2 separate regions of the Homo sapiens genome follow, and region 1 is linked to region 2. A link is a contact called in ENCODE Hi-C or POLR2A ChIA-PET data. All regions are on one chromosome and are shown on one strand. Each heading gives the region's core, a stretch centred on a gene start or an enhancer-like site at or near the end of the contact. The rest is flanking DNA. Distances are from core to core; before and after follow the strand shown.

Region 1 (4,735 bases), core at 910-3,409, 200 kb after region 2:
GCTTACATTCGTGTAATGGACTCCCATGGGGTCCCTGCTGCCTGAATCCTACCTCTCATTACATCCAGCCCCAACACGCCCACAACAGGGAGCTTTCTAAAACCCAGCTCAGGTTACGTAGCTCCTCCACTACCCAGTTTAAGACAATTTATCTGCGAAGTCAAGGCCATACTCCTAGCAGAGCCCTGGGTTTCTCCTTGATCTGGCCACAACAACTTCCACTCCAGACAGCCCCCTGTGGGTTACGTACTGTCCGGCTCCACAGGGAGCCATCCCCTCTCCCAAGGCTGCGTCGAGCTTCAGAGCCTGTGCTCATGCTGTTCCATCTTCCAGGTTTGCCCTTCTCAGTTTCCTTGAGCTGATTTTACCCCTTGTCATCTCCTGTAAAGTAGACTCAGTGCCCCCTTTTGCTCCCCTAGCACCCTGGGTACATCTCCACCTTGGTCGTTACCCTGTTTCTATGTTGATCTCTCACACAATGAGAGCTCCTGAAGAGCAAAAGTCCGGGTCTGACCATTGCTGACACTGCCCCCGAGTCTAAGCCAGTGCCCACCTGGCAGGCACCTGACATGTGGGTCAGAACAACCTGGTGATGCTCCCAGAGGAGCTCCATGAAACATGGTGCTATGGACCCAATCTGTCTCCCCAAAATTCCCATGTTGATGCCCTGACCCCCAATATTCAGAGATGGGGCCTTTGGGAGGTGATTAGGTTCAGATGAGGTCATGAGGATGGGGCCCTCATGGTGGGATTAGTGCCCCTATAAGAGGAGACACAAAGGCCAGGCACAGTGGCTCACGTCTGTAATCCCAGCACTTAGGGAGGCTGAGGCAGGCTGATCACCTGAGGTCAGGAGTTTGACACCAGCCTGGCCAACATGGTGAAACCCCATCTCTACTAAAAATACAATACAAAAATTAGCCGGGCGTGGTGGCGTGTGCCTGTAATCTCAGCTACTGGGGAGGCTGAGGCAGGGCAATCGCTGGAACCCAGGAGGCAGAGGCTACAGTGAGCTGAGATCGTGCCACTGCACTCCAGCCTGGGCAATAAGAGTGAGACTGCATCTAAAAAAAAAAAAAAAAAAAGAGATGCCAGAGAGCTTGCTCTCTCTCTGTCTCTCAGCCATAGCAGGACATAGCCAGAAGGCAGCCCTCTGCAAGCCAGAAAGAGAGCCCTCACCAGGAACCAAAGACGTCAGCATCTTCATCTTGGACTTCCAGCCTCCAGAACTGTGAGAAGTAAATATCTGTGATTTAACCACCCAGTGTATGGTGTTTTGCTATGGCAGCCCAAGCTGACTAATGCACATGGGTACAGTAAACCCAAATGTACATTTCTGGGCAAATACCAAAGATCCTGTTCTAGAATTCAGTGTCAAGACCTACCAAATATTTTTTAGGGTTGGTTTTTCTTAATTATGGGAGAAAGAATTGAGGCATTTCTGTCCATTAATTTTACCTGTATGTAATGACAATTACATCCATTGTTTTAGGCTATCTTGATCCAGGGTGGTCTAAAAATCACTGGGCTAAGCTGCTGACCCCTCAGCCTGACCTCCTGAGTCTCCAGAGAAAAGCTCTGGAATCCGGCTTTGTGTAGACCTCCCCCAGGACTCTGATGCAGAGAACAGGTGCAGCCCATGGTGCTGTCTAGCACCCCTGGACCTAAAAGCTCTAAGGCCAGGTCTGAAACTGAACTCATGAATGCTCTCACTCCAAGATCCCACTTGATCTGTTTGATCTATTTGATCCAGTGTGATCTGTTTGATATTTAAGTTTTATGAATTGTTTGCAAGTGACATACAATGTCAACAGTGAGTCAGGCACCCCCAAAGCCAAATAGGGTGGATTCATCAGAGATAAAAGCAACCAGCGAGACTGGCCTGCAAGAGTCATCCCGGCCACTCTCAAGGCATGTGAACGTTAGCCTCACCTTCCAAGGCCCAAAGTCCCTGCTCTTCCTGAGGTTCTCTTGGATCGGCCAGAGGGGCCCGTGTATGCGCTCTGCATTCTGCCTCGGGTTGGGGGGTTGGCTAAGAAGGGATCTCCTAGCTTCTGGGCCCTGAGCAGCAATCAGAGCCTCCTGGGGCCTGCGGGACTTCCTGGTGGCGCCACCAGCCCTTTTAGTGCCAGCACGTTGGCCTTGGCTTTGCTGGCTCTTCCAGCAGCCAGCACTGTCCCTGCCAGGAACTGTGATCCCACAGCCAAGGCTTTGTAGCCTCTTCATGGAGAGAGAGGCTGTGCAGCTTCCTCTTCAGCTGGGCCAGGGTCCCTTGGGGTTCCCTTTCTTCCAAGGCCACATCCCTTAAGAAACAAAGCAAGTCCTTCTCAGGTGCTCGTGATCCTTGCAGGGGGTGCCTCAAGGACCTTCCAGGCAGGTGGAGAGAGGCAGTGACCTAGTCTTGCAGGAAGTGTCCTCAGTCTTCATGCAGAAAGCCTTGGGGACCTGGGCAAGAGAAGAGTTAAGTTCTGGGCTGAGGCTTCAGTGTTCAATTTCTTTATTTCCTGTTGATGACATTATTGCCTTCCTACAACCATTGACACATGTTGCTTTCATCTGTTTCATTTCAAGACATGAGTACACTCGCTGGAAACTATGCTTAATAGCTAAACTCAAAACATTTGGATTTCCTTTCCTTCTGTGACTCTTTGCTGGTATGCTGCATTCTCTAGTTTTTTTGGGTGGTGGTGGCATGTGTGTTTTTTTCAGCCACCATTTCTAAGCAGCAAAAAGAGAAGTCACTGGCTCTCTGGCCACCTGCCTCAGGCCCATCTGCTGCATATGGGATATTTCCCTTCGCTGGAGGAGGCCTATGTTTGCCCCATGTTGTGGTGGTTGGAGAGCATCTCTTCGTCCTCTTCTTTTACCCAGCTCCTTCCCCTGCCTGTCAGGGAGAGGACCAGCCTTGTCAGGGAGAGGACCATACCTACAGGATGGGCAGATGGCTTCTTCCAGTTGCTGTGTGCCCTGGAGCCTGCACCTACCCTTCCCACCTTCCCCAGCAGTGCAGGGCTGCATGACTCATGGCTTGGACCTTCTGAACAGAGCCTCCGGAATAGAGAGGTGAGCTTGTCAGTCTGGACCCGAGGACTCAGGGGAACAAATAGGACTTGCTGCCTGGGCTGCCTGTGGAGGGGATCTGGGCAAAGCTCCCCTTGGCCAGACCTTGGATGGAAAGCGGCCATTGGAAGCAGGCCAGCCTCATCTGGTTGGAATAGGGTTTGACACGTGTTTCCAAGCCTGGTCGCAGAGCTGCAGCTGCCACTAGCCCTTCCCTGGGCCCGGACTGCGCTGCCCGTTGACAGTCTGCAAAGCAAGCAGTCAGTCTGCTATGGAAGGGTTTGCAAGGTGGATGCCCCCCTAGCCTGGGGTGACTGCCCAGCCCCCACCAGCCTCCTGGGAGGGACATATTCCCAGGAGGAAGCCAGAGGGGAGCGGGAGGGGAAGGCAGCCACAGTCTGACTCCCTAAGATGAAGAAAGTCACTTGCGGTATGCATGGACCTTTATGTCCATTTCTCCTTTTATCCTTCCCGTAACAGAACGGCTTATTCCCATTTTGCAACTGGGAAAAGTGAAGCCCAGGAAGGGTGAGAAATTTGCTCAAGCTAGGCCAGGTGTGGTAGCTCACACCTGTAATCCCAGCTGAGGATTACAGCTGGGAGGCTGAGGCAAGAGGATCACCTGAGGTCAGGAGTTCGAAACCATCCTGGCCAACCTGGTGAAACCCCATCTCTACTAAAAACACACAAAAATTAGCAAGTTGTGGTGTCAGACACCTGTAATCCCAGCTACTCAGGAGGCTGAGACAGGAGAATCATTTGAACCCGGGAGGCAGAGGTTGCAGTGAGCCAAGATCATGCCATTGCACTCCAGCCTGGGTGATAGAGCGAGACTCCGTCTCAAAAAAAAAAAAAAAAAAAAATCAGAAAAAAGAAATTTGCTCAAGCTCACAGAGTTGGGTTTGTTTTGTTTGAGACAGGGTCTCATACTGTCGCTCAGGCTGGAGTACAGTGGCGCTATCACAACTCACTACAGCCTTGACTTCCCAGGCTCAAGCGATCCTCCAGCCTCAGCCTCTCAAGTAGCTGGGACCACAGGTGCAAGCTTTCATGCCTGGCTAATTTTTAATTTTTTTTGTAGAGATGGGGCTATGTTGCCCAGGCTGGTCTCGAACTCTTGGGCTCAAGCAATCCTCCTGCCTCGGCCTCCCAAAGTGCTGGGATTACAGGTGAGCCACTGCCTTACACAGCTTTTAAATGCTGAAGTTGGGATATGGGCCCAGACTTGAGGTCACCAAAGCCAGTTTTCTTTGGGATGCATCAAACCTGTCTGCCTGGAGGGAGATGGTGGTGGGTGCACTAGGCTTGGTGGGTGCGCTAAGCTAGACTTTAAGAAGATGGCCGGGCTCGGTGGCTCACGCCTGTAATCCCAGCACTTTGGGAGGCTGAAGCAGGTGGATCACGAGGTCAGGAGTTCGAGACCAGCCTGGCCTACATAGTGAAACCCCATCTCTACTCAAAAATACAAAAAATTAGCCAGGTGTGGTGGCAGGCACCTGTAATCCCAGCTACTCGGGAGGCTGAAGCAGGAGAATCGCTTGAACCCAGGAGGTGGAGGTTGCAGTGAGCTGAGATTGCACCATTGCACTCTAGCCCAGGCGGCAGAGCGAGACTCCATCTCAAAAAAAAAACCAGAAGAGTCCATACTCCTCCCATTTTTCTCCTCGGTCCCTCT
Region 2 (4,976 bases), core at 2,253-4,752:
GATCCTTTGAAAAGACTAGTAAAATATAAACTTTTTAGAAGACCGGTCAGAAAAATAGGGAGAAGACACAAATAGGGAAAGGAGGAAATAGGAAAAATGACTGCTGATTGAGTCAAAAAACATAGAAAAGATAATTTAATGAATAACTTTATGCCAATAAAATTGAAAATCTGGATAAGATGGAAACATTTTTAGAAAACGTGATTAAATGAAAGAATAGAAAACTCTAATAGTCCTGTAGAAATTAAATAAATATAGCATTTAGTTTTAAATATTTTATTAAAGAAAACATCAGACTCAAATGATTTTGGTCAAGTTCTTACCAAACATTCAAGGAACAGAAAACTCCAATAATAAACAAAATCTGTGACAGGAAAAAAAGAAGTAATATCCCCCATTTATTCTAAAGCCAGTGTAGTCTTGATATGAAAGTCAGCCAGGAACAGTAAAAAGCAAATTACATACCAATCTTACATTTAATTTTAAGTGTAAAATTCCTAACCAAAATTTAGAAACAGAATCTAGCAGTACATAAAAATGTTTATACATTTCAACCAAGCTGGACTGAATGCAAGAATGCAAGGGTGATTTCATGTTAGAAATCCATTAATATAATCCATCACGTTGCCACACTGAAAGGAGAAAAACCATGTGATCATCTCAGGTAAAGAAAAGCATTTGGCAAAATTCAACTCATATCTGTGATAATCTTAATAAGCTAGGAATAGGAGGGAGTATCCTTACCCTGATAAAGAATATTAATCAAAAACTTAGAGCAAACATCATTTTTAGGGTGAAATGTTAGAAGGATTCCCTTTAAAATCAGGAAAGGAGAAGGGTGCCCGTTAATCACTGCTGCTGTTCAACAGTGAAATACAGATGCCATTGGTCACAGCTATACAAGAAAAAGAAATAGGATACAAATTAGAAAGAGGGAAGCAACCTGATATTATTCACTGATGATATGATTGTCTGTACATAAAATCTATACATAAAACCTAAGTGGATCAGTAAACTATTGGAAATAATAAGACAGTTTAGCAGTTGTCTAAATATATAATCCAGCAAGAAACAGAAAACATAATTTAAAAAATGATTCTGCTAACACAGCAAAATAGAAAGTGTATAGGAATGAATCTAAGAATAGCCGTATAAGTCCTATTTGGAGAACTTTTAACTGTTTTAAAAGAAATTAAAGAAGACCTAAATCATGGAGAAATATACCCACTAAATCTTGAATACCTTAAGTATCTTAAAGATGTCAATTGTCCTCAATTTGACCTATAGATTTAATGCAATTCCTTGGATTTATCTGACAAAAATAAATCTAATTTTTAAAGACAGGATCTCACTGTCACCCACATTGGAGTGCACTGGTGCGATTATAGCTCACTGCAGCCTTGAACTCCTGGGCTTAAGTGATCTTCCCACCTTAGCCTCCCAAGTAGCTGGGACTACAGTTGCACACCACCATGCCCAGCTGAATTTTTAAAATTTTTTGTAGAGATGGGGGTCTTGCTTTGTTGTCCAGGCTGACCTTGAACTCCTGGCTTCACGCAGTCCTCCCACCTCGGCTTCCCAAAGTGCTGAGATTACAGGTGTGAGCCACTGTGCCTGGCCTAAGGCCCAAGAGCAGCCAAAATTATTCTGAAAAAGAAAAAGTCAAAAGTATTTCCCTCCTACCACATACAAAATCAAAATTTGTTGCAAAGGTATGGACGTTAGTAGTTTGGCACTGGTACAAGTATAGATAGACTGACCAAAGAAACAGAATAGAGAGCACATAAAGCCATATATTGATATATATAGATGATATAGATGTAGTTATGGAAACTTGGCATAATATTCTTTTGTTAAGCTCTTCATTTCTGACACACGCCATAGAAATTTGGCATGTGTCAGAAATGAAGAGTTTAGTAAAAGAATTGGCTAAGGCCAGGTGTAGCAGCTTTGCTTATAATCCCAGCACTTAGGGAGACGAAGGCAGGCGGATCACTTGAGCCTAAAAGTTTGAGACCAGCCTGGGCAACATAGTGAGACCTTATCTCTAGTAAAAATAAAAAGGTCGTCGGGTGTGGTGGTGCATGCCTGTGGTCCTAGCCACTCAGGAGGCTGAGGCAGCAGGATAGCTTGAGCCCAGGAGATCAAATCTGCAGTGAGCTGTGATTGCACCACAGCATTCCAGCCCAGGTGACAGAGTGAGACCCTGCCTCAACAACAACAGCAAAAAAAAAAAAAAAAAAAAGAATTGGCTAAAGACAAAACAGCATTTTACAGAGGTGTAAATATCAGTAGCCCATAAATACATGAAGAACTGCTCATATCGTCAGTAACCAAGGAAATGAAAAATAAGACACTAATGAAATGTTATATCTAATAGACTGACAGAAATTAGGAAGTCTGGCAAGAAAAGAAAAGTCATCCCGATCGGAAAGGAAGAAGTAAAATTCTATCCTCCAATGACAAAATCTTGTGTACAGAAAAATTCTCAGGAATCCTACCAAAAAAAAAACCTGTTTGAAAAATAAGAGTTTACCAAGGTTGCAGGATATAAGATCAATATAGAAAAATCAATTGTATTCCAATACCCTAGGAGTAAACAATCTGATAATGAAATTAAGAAAACAAATTCATTTAAAATAGCATGAAATAATTAAATACTTAGGAATAGAATTTAACAAAAGAAGTGCAAAATATGTATCTTGAAAACTACAAAACATCAATGAAAAAATTAAAATCTAAATAAATGAAAAGGCATTCATATTTACAGATCAGAAAACTTAACGTTGTTAAGATGCCAGTATTACCCAAATTGATATACAGATTCAGCACAATCCTACCGAAATCCCAACTGCCTTTTTTAGTATAAATTGACACACTGATCCTGAAATTTATATGGAAATTCAACAAATAGTGCTGGGACAACTAGATATCCATATGCAAAAGAGTAAAGCTCAACCTCTACCTCACAAGATACACATAAAAGGACCTCAAAGTGAATCACAGACCTAAAAATAAATGGTAAAACTATAAAACTTTTAGAAAAAAGCAATATCAGAGAAAAATGCTATGAAACTCTTAGAAGAAAACATGCAAGTAAATTTTCATGACATTTCAGGATTAGGCAAAGAATTCTTAGATATGACACTAAAAGCACAAATGACAAAGGAAAAAATAGATAAACTGAACTTCATCAAAATGAAAAGCTTTAAAGGAAACTTCCAAGAAAGTAAAAGAACAACCCACAGATAGAAGGAAATAATCACAAATCATGTATCAGAACAACAATGAGATACCACTTCATACCCATTAGACTGGATGTAATCAACAAGACAGACGAAAGTTTTGGCAAGGATGTGGAGAAATTAGAACCTTCATACTTTGCTGGTGAGATTGTAAAATGGTGCAGTCATTTTGGAAAATAGTTTGGCAGTTCCTCAAAAAGCTAAACATAGTTACCACATGACTCAGCAATTCAACTCCTAAGTACACACAGGAGAACTGAAAAAATATTTCCCAAAGAAACTTGTACAAGAATGTTTACAGAAGCATTATTCATAGTAGTCAAAAAGTGGAAAAAACTCAAATGTTTGACTGAGGAGTGGATAAACAAAATGTGGTATATCCACACAATGGATTTGACTAGGAAAAGGAATGAAGTACTGATACATTCCACAACATAGATGAACATTGGAAACATGCTAAGTGAAAGAATCTGGTCATGAAAGGTCATATGTTGTATGATTTAAATTACGTGAAATGCCCAGAGTGGAAAAATCCCTAGAGACAGAAAATAGATTAGTGGTTGCCAGTGGCTCAAAGGATGGGAGAATGGGAAGTGACTGTTAATAGGGATGGGTTCTTTTTTTGTTGTTTTTTGTTTTTTTGAGGTGATGAAAATATTCTAGAATTTTGTCGTGGTGATAAATGTACAGATCTATGAATATACTAAAAACCACTGAATGGTGCAGTTTTAAATTATGAACTTTATGATATGTGAATTATATCTTACTACAGCTGTTATTAAAAATAGAAAATCTGGCTGGGTATGGTGGCTCACTCTGCAATCCCAGCACTTTAGGAGGCCGAGGCAGGCGGATCATGAGGTCAGGAGTTCAAGACCAGCCTGGTCAATATGGTGAAACCCCGTCTCTACTAAAAATACAAAAATTTGCCAGGCATGGTGGCATGCGCCCATAGTCCCAGCTACTCAGGAGGCTAAGGCAGGAGAATGGCGTGAACCCGGGAGGCAGAGGTTGCAGCCAGCCAAGATCACACCACTGCACTCCAGCCTGGGCGACAGAGTGAGGTTCCGTCTCAAACAAAAAGAAAAAGTAGCAGAGCACCCCAGTCTTGGGGACATGCCAGGAAGAAAATTGCTTCCCCAGTAAAGAAGCTGAGGCAAATAGTTCTTTTGGGTTTAAAGTGGAAAGATGAATAAGAAAGAGTAACCAGAATCTACTGTAAAAGACTGTTTTGGTAGGTGTCTTTTCTAACAGTCTGACCCTGCAAGTTTATAAGCTCAGCTGTAGTAAAGTCACTTCTGTTATATCTTGTTTCCACTTTAGACCATGCAAAAATGCAGCCATGCCTTAGACCTAACATTACTCGCCTAGTTCACCTCCAGGATTTCAGTCTACCAAATTCTCCTTTTGATCGCTCTTGCCTTGCATTTTATTTTTCCCATTTTCTCACGCATAAAGAACCTAGTGTTTGTCTTCATTCCAGTGCTGACTCACTACTCTCTGATCCATTGCCATCTTGCACTTGCATCACTCCTACATTGCTAAACCTCAGTCCTATTTAATCTTTATTGTCCACTTTATCTACATGTTATAAAATAATACCCAGGAAAGTTAAATGATTTGCCCATGGTCACACCACCCAGGTTGGTTTAACTTCATAGCCCATGCTGTTAACCACATGCTTTACTGCTTACCACCTGGCAACAGTTGAAATAGTCGATCAAAGGAACT

The links. A loop is a pair of places that touch in the nucleus more often than their neighbours do. ChIA-PET counts read pairs that join two places held with the same protein, here RNA polymerase II (POLR2A). Pooled maps may share reads with other maps.
Region 1: a map of HCT116 shows a loop between it and region 2 (2.1-fold over the local background). The contact joins two enhancer-like sites. A Hi-C loop is called at or near these places in 1 of 168 maps with a recorded cell type or tissue (HCT116) and 5 of 50 pooled maps. POLR2A ChIA-PET finds 5 or more read pairs at or near these places in 1 of 52 experiments (activated naive CD4-positive, alpha-beta T cell).

The regions. Positions count from the first base shown.
Region 1 is chr17:65,582,540-65,587,274 of GRCh38, reverse strand. No RefSeq gene overlaps it. Among named protein-coding and RNA genes, the nearest start is that of AXIN2, 23 kb to the right of the region's middle. RefSeq lists an enhancer at 3,241-3,775. Within about 2 kb of position 2,159, at least 6 of the 41 ENCODE cell types and tissues checked have a DNase peak (open chromatin) inside an H3K27ac peak, as active enhancers do.
Region 2 is chr17:65,783,842-65,788,817 of GRCh38, reverse strand. All of the region lies in intron 21 of CEP112 (centrosomal protein 112), which reads left to right. Among named protein-coding and RNA genes, the nearest start is that of AXIN2, 220 kb to the right of the region's middle. Within about 2 kb of position 3,502, at least 7 of the 41 ENCODE cell types and tissues checked have a DNase peak (open chromatin) inside an H3K27ac peak, as active enhancers do.